Regions from separate parts of the Homo sapiens genome. Here region 1 is linked to region 2. The links are chromatin loops, found by intact Hi-C in ENCODE. Cell type or tissue: PC-3. All regions are shown on one strand. Links, peaks and the distances in the headings refer to the core of each region. The heading gives the core; the rest is flanking DNA.

Evidence for each region. Hi-C counts contacts between places; a loop is a spot of excess contacts. Peaks named below come from ENCODE experiments on the same cell type or tissue, not always from the same donor. Only the 100,000 strongest peaks of a DNase experiment are listed, where the experiment ranks them.
Region 1: it touches region 2 in a loop (14-fold over the local background); 3 of 110 quality-filtered maps call a loop at or near these places.

Annotation. Positions count from the first base shown.
Region 1 is chr10:79,447,651-79,450,551 of GRCh38, reverse strand. It overlaps LOC105378383 (a long non-coding RNA gene), which reads right to left. Exons shown (of 4, transcript XR_946104.4): 1 at 1,706-2,901. Among named protein-coding and RNA genes, the nearest start is that of ZCCHC24, 3.5 kb to the right of the region's middle. In PC-3, for the core only: no CTCF peak of the experiment used is centred there; a DNase peak (open chromatin) is centred at 1,211.
Region 2 is chr10:79,148,616-79,151,516 of GRCh38, reverse strand. The region is part of intron 3 of ZMIZ1 (zinc finger MIZ-type containing 1); the gene reads right to left. Among named protein-coding and RNA genes, the nearest start is that of ZMIZ1, 81 kb to the right of the region's middle. RefSeq lists silencers at 1,315-1,394, 1,455-1,514. In PC-3, for the core only: no CTCF peak of the experiment used is centred there; DNase peaks (open chromatin) are centred at 1,326 and 2,516; H3K4me3 peaks cover 1,247 bases; H3K27ac peaks cover 2,500 bases.

The DNA.
Region 1 (2,901 bases), core at 242-2,741, 300 kb before region 2:
ACATTGTGCGCGTGTGTGCGCACGTGTGTGTGTGTGTGTGTGTGTGTGTGTGTTTCAGAACTACCTGCGATTTCAGGCATCCACTGGGAGTCTTGGAATGTATTCCCCATGGATAAGAGGGGGCTACTATGTGATTGCTGCCCGTAGCTCCTATATGACATTAGACACCACTTTTCTGAGGATGGTTCCTCAGGGAGCAGGAAGCCCACTAGGCCTGCTCCAGTGACTTCTAGGTCCAGGGTGTTCTGCCAGTTTTCCCAGACCACACACAAACCCTAGGCTCCTCACACCCAGGCTGGGACCCCTCATGCCCATGTCATACTGTCCAGCCATGAAACCAAGCAGGCATTCTCTTAGGGCTTCTAGAGGCCAGGGCCCTCAAAGTGTCTCCTGCCTCCCCGTGTCATCTGGGATTCCAACAGCAGTGGGAAGATTTTATACACTAGGAAATGGTCCAGGGGAGGAGACTCAACTTGTCAGTGTCACACAGCCCAGGAAGTGACAGTCTCCAAAGCCCCAGGCACTTTCCACACCTTGGAACCTGCAAGGAGCGGTAGGCTGAGTTTAAGATTCAAGGACCTACCCACCCTTTGCTGCTCAAGATAAACTTAAAGGCTACTCAAGAGCCTGTGGGTGGGGCCTGGAGTGGTCAGACTGCCCTTATGGTTTTGCCATCTGTGCACTGCACAAAGAAGTTGGGGGCTAGTTGGGGCTGAAATCTGGTTAGTGTAAACAGCAGGGCTGCATCCATGGAAGGAGGAGGTACTCTGTGTGTGTGTGTGTGTGTGTGTGTGTATGTAAAGGTGACTTGAGAGAGAGAGTGTGTGTGTGTGTGTGTGTATGTGTGTGTGTAAAGGTGCCTTGAAACCTGGATTTTAGCTCACTGGGTTGGTTCTATGGCAAAAAGAGCAATTACTTTTGCACCAACCTAATAATTCTGCACAGTCACCATAGGGTTTAGAGAGCAGCCTGGGAAGGTGGATATAAAGTTAACATGGCAAATAATTTGCGTCTTCAGGGCCAATTCCAGCATCTCATTAGTGGTGACGTGGGGTGCTGTATTGAGCAGGAACCTGAAGTCTTGCCTGGGAAGGGGATCCGCACTCAGAGAGGTCTGTCCTGGGTGGGGGATGGGGCAGTGGTGCCTGTAAGGAGAGTATTTGCCATTTTGCCATCTCTGCTGTAAACTGACACCTTCTGTGTCAACACACAGTCCAAAGGAACCCAATGCCCAGCCCTGGCCTAAAGGAGAGGCAAATCTTAGCTTTGTCAGTGTGTGCTTTGCTATTTATTCCTGACACATGGAGTGTGGGTGGTTTGAAGAGGGTTAGGGGTTCCTTCACCTGATAAATCACCATGGGGCGTTTTTTACAGAAATGAGAAGCATCAATTTGCACAGGATTGTGAAGCCCCATCTTCTGCCCCTGCTCATCTCTGCTTGCCTCCTGGGCTGAATTTGAAGGCTGACTCCCTCATAAAGACCAACTGCTTCCTCTTCTTGCCCAGGTTTCTCCTGCTTCTCTGAGCTCAAGGCTCTTGGTTTGATACTCCACCAAACACTTATCAGACCTGTTACCTGGGCAACTTTAGGAGCAGACTTTTTCCTACTTGTCCCCTCCTGCCCACATTTCTCCAGATAAATTGAATATTACTGTTACTGCAAGTATCAATATCACCCTCCCGTCACGCATGACTGCCTACTCACTCAGGGAACAGCAAAGCTCCTTCCTCTTTGCATCCTCCTTGGATCCTGTCAGTCACTGTAGAAGTTGGTAAGGATGGGATCAACATTCCCATCTGATACCTGGAAAAACTGAGGTTTACAGAGAGGGCAGGCCTACCCAAGGTCACTGGGCCAGGTCTTTCCTCCAAATCTTGTGTTCATTCCACTGACCCATTCTGGAGACTGTGGGATGGCTGGAGCCACTGGACAGGGAAGGGGACAGGGATGTGAGCCTCACCTGGGTGCTCCCTCCTGCCTTCCAGTCTGAGGACAGTATATGGGGCCAGAGCTGCCACACCTGAATGCTGCCACACTGGGATCAATGAAGAGAGAGCTGGGAGGTAGTAGTGGGTTAGGAGCAGGTGGCTTAGCTATCAGGTTTACTGAGAGACCCTGGGATGGTTCTTTTCCTTCTCTGGGCCATGGTACCTCCTCCTTTGTAAAGTGAGGGCTTGGAACCTCTGACATTTTAAATGCAGAGTTCCTTAGTGTGCACATGATAGGGCAAGAAGGTGCAGAGTTTGGGCGTGGCCCGGTCTTCTGGCCTGGTACCTAGGCCTCTGATACCCATCTGGTCACTCTCACCTATTACCCTCTCCCACCGTACATGTTGTTTCAGGGGATCCTGGAGCATGCATTCCCAGCAGCTGGCTGAGGGCTGACCTTAGGTCAATCAGTTGCCATCCAGGCAAACTGCCTATAGGATGCTCATATTTATTAGTCACCTACTGGGTACAGAGCCCACATGTTGAGCAGCTGTCCTGTGGGCAAGGAGAGGGAGAAAAGTACAAAACCAAAGAAGCCGCTCAGGCTTCAAAGAGGAGCAAAATCTGGGCATCCATGCGTCTCTCCACCTATTCATTCAATCATCAACCCAGCAACTATTTCCTGATTATTTACTATCTATGCTCCAGGCTCTGGGTAGAAACTATGTTGGGGAGAAAGAGGCAGAGGCCATCAATGTGGTCACCAGGCATGATAAACACCTTCTTGGCATCAAATCACTCTGAAGGACACAGGGAAGGATCAGAGGTTTCTCTAAGCAGGTGTCAGATTCCTAGTTATGTCCCCTCCCTGAACAGCAGTTTTCTCTATAAAATCTAGGGAAGGTCTTATCAGTGGTTCCAAATCCTACCTCCATCCTTGGAAGCTCAAAGACAGCAGCAGAGTTCCAGAGA
Region 2 (2,901 bases), core at 188-2,687:
AATCAGGGCTCCAACACCGGATGAGTGTGCCAGGCTTCTCTGCTGCCGGTTCCTCTCCCCATGAACTCACTACTCCTCTAAGAACTTTCAGTGGCTCCCCACTGCCTACGAAATCTAGTCCTAATCCTGACCTGTAATGTTTCCCTCACAGGGAAAAGGCTGATTCAAAGGGAAGGGCCGCAGGGGGCCCAGCACTGTGTCCCCAAATCTTAAGGACTTCTCACAGCACCCTAAGACACTGGCTCTGAAAGGTCCACTTGCCAGATGCAGACACTGAGGCTCAGAGCAGCAATGTGTCCAAGGCCACCAGAGTCTGAGCTGTGGCCACCCCATGGCAGGGGCTTGGCTGCTCAGGTGCCTGGTCTTCCCTGCTGCTGACAAGCTTTCAGCTCGCCCAGGAGCTCAAGGTGGCCCCCGGATCTGTCTTAACCCATCCAATGTCACAACGACTCTGGTCTTTCCCCGTGGTGCCCTGACCCCTCTGCTTGGCCCCCTTTAAGACACAGTTGATTCCCTAAGCTGCTACCCCTGCTGATACTGAGGTGGGCTTGGGCTTACTTGGGGAGGTGGGTCATGGGTCAGAGAGCACCCACCAGGAGGGAGGAAGAGGATGGGGTTGGGAGGGTGGTGGGACAGCCTGCCCCTCAGCACAGCCCCATCCCTGCTTCTGGCCCAGCTCCCTGAGCAGAGCTGAGAGACGGAGGCATGCTCCGTCGCCCGGCTTCTGGGAGATGAGAGAAGGGGCTCCTTTCCAGGCAGACAGGGGTGGATGGGGAGGTTTTGTGTTATCACCCCCCAAGCCTGGCTGTCTTCACAGGGCACACATTCAACCCACCCCAAACCCTTTATCCCATGGGATGCTCATTGCTGGGCAGAGCGTCTGCCTCTCCCTGTTTTTCTACAGATGAGACCCAGAGTGGCTGAGTGACTTGCCCAGGTGCACCAGCAGGTTGGTGGAGGATCCCAGACCAAGAGCCCCAGCCTCCTGGCTCCCAGGCCTAGTCCCACTGTGAGGTTTCTCCTGCTAGGTCCCCAAGGGTCACAGGCTTTGTCTGAGAGGAGATAAGTCATTAGCATGTGTGGGGGGTGCAGGACGGGCGTGGGCCCAGAGCTGCCACCACGGGGAGGCCCAGGGAGGGGGTCAGCGCAGGCCAGAGGCAGGGCGGCCCGAGGTCGGGCTTCCTTTCTCAAGAGGGCAGGATTCCTGGCAGCAGCTCTCATGGGAAATAGGAGAAGTGCCAGCCGTAGAGAATACGGGGTGGGGCAAAGGTGGTGTCTGGGCAGGGCTTCCTGTTGGGTGGGCGGGTGGCCACTCGCCGAGGCCTAGTGACCTGCACGGCTGCGGCCCGGGGCCAGGCCAGGGTTGGGTTTCGCCTCATCCCTGGCTCAGGCCCAGGCCACCCTGAGCCCCATCCTCCAGCCCCGCCCTGGCTTCCTGTCCCACTGGCCCCACCCAGCCCAGGGGAGAGGGAGGGCCGAGCAAGCCTCCTCAGAAGCACCAATGCTTTCTGGGGGCTGGAGTGGGCAGGCCACGCTGGCCTGCTTAGTGGCCTTTGGCCTCTTACCTCTAGGCCTCCCACCGTTCATTTTCCAGTGTGAGGCCTCGACAAAAGTGCTGCTGGGTTTTCTTCCCAGGAGGGCACACTTCAGACACAGCTGAGCGGGGGCCCCTGATTGAATCCCTGCCTTTCCAAGTCAGCAGACAGCAGTGTCCCCTGGGAGAAGTCATGCCCAAGAGACCAGGATGAGAGGAAGAGTGAACCAAGGCCAAGTTCAGGCTTCGAATGCAGAACTTCCTGGAGGGCGAGCTCTTGCAGAAGGCGTGCCACCCCACGGGGCCACGCAGCCCCACATGAGGACAACGTGATGTCAACCACAGGCACAGCGCCTAGAGAAAGACCCCTTCACCCCACCCTGACTTGGCATGCCTGAACCCCTGAAGTGTCTGGAGGAGTCTGGGTGGGAGGGGAGCTTGGCCCAGGGGCTGCAAGGCTACCCATGGCCTCCAGGTGAATCCAGCCCATTCCCTGTGGCCTCAGGAACTGGAGGCTCACCTGTCCACAGGTTGGGGGTATGGTGGGAGTGCAGAGGTTGGCAGCCCGACCCAGTGAGGGCAGAGATCTGAACAGAGGCCCTCAGCCCTCTCCAGTCCCCTCTCCTGCCCATTCATGCTCTCCCAGGGCAGAGGGACTCAGAAAGCAAATAGGCCAGAGAGCAAGGAGGACTCTTCCAGCTGGCCGACAGCCCACCAGGGACAAAAGCCTCTTGGCTTAGTGCTGGGGATGAACACAGATGGGAGGGGGTGTGGGCCTGCCTGGGGCCCAGCCTTGCTCGAGATTACCCCAGGGACAGGGACAGAGATAGGGACAGAGCAGGGATCCAGGTCTCCTGCCTGTACCAAAGGCAGCCCAAGGGCCTCCTCATGAAGGCAAACTCACAGCAGTCCCTCCTGGCTCCGGGAGCTCCTGAGTGGTGAGAAGGTGGGTCAGCCCAGCTTAGGCAGGAACTGACTTTAGCCACACCCTGGCTGCCAGCGCAGGCCACTGATGACTTGTCCAGATTACCCCAATCAAACAGGCCCTGGCGGGGCCACGTACAGACCCAGCTTGATGCTCTGCCTGCAGGGAGGAAAGCCCGGGAGGGACTCAATTGGAAACTGCCAAGGGCCTAAAGTCTGTGGCCCTAAGACAAGCAGGGTGGAAGACAGAAGTCAGCGTCAGCCTGGTGGGAGGCCAGGACCCCATGTCCCAGGAGGAACTACAAGACGGCAGTAGTAAGCCTCGTGACCCCAGAGATATGCAAGCTGAGGCTGGGGACATACAGGCCTAGGCAGCATTCTGGGATGCTGACCCAGCAGCTTTATTAAAAACCCCGGCCCAGAATCCACATTCAGTTGTAGGT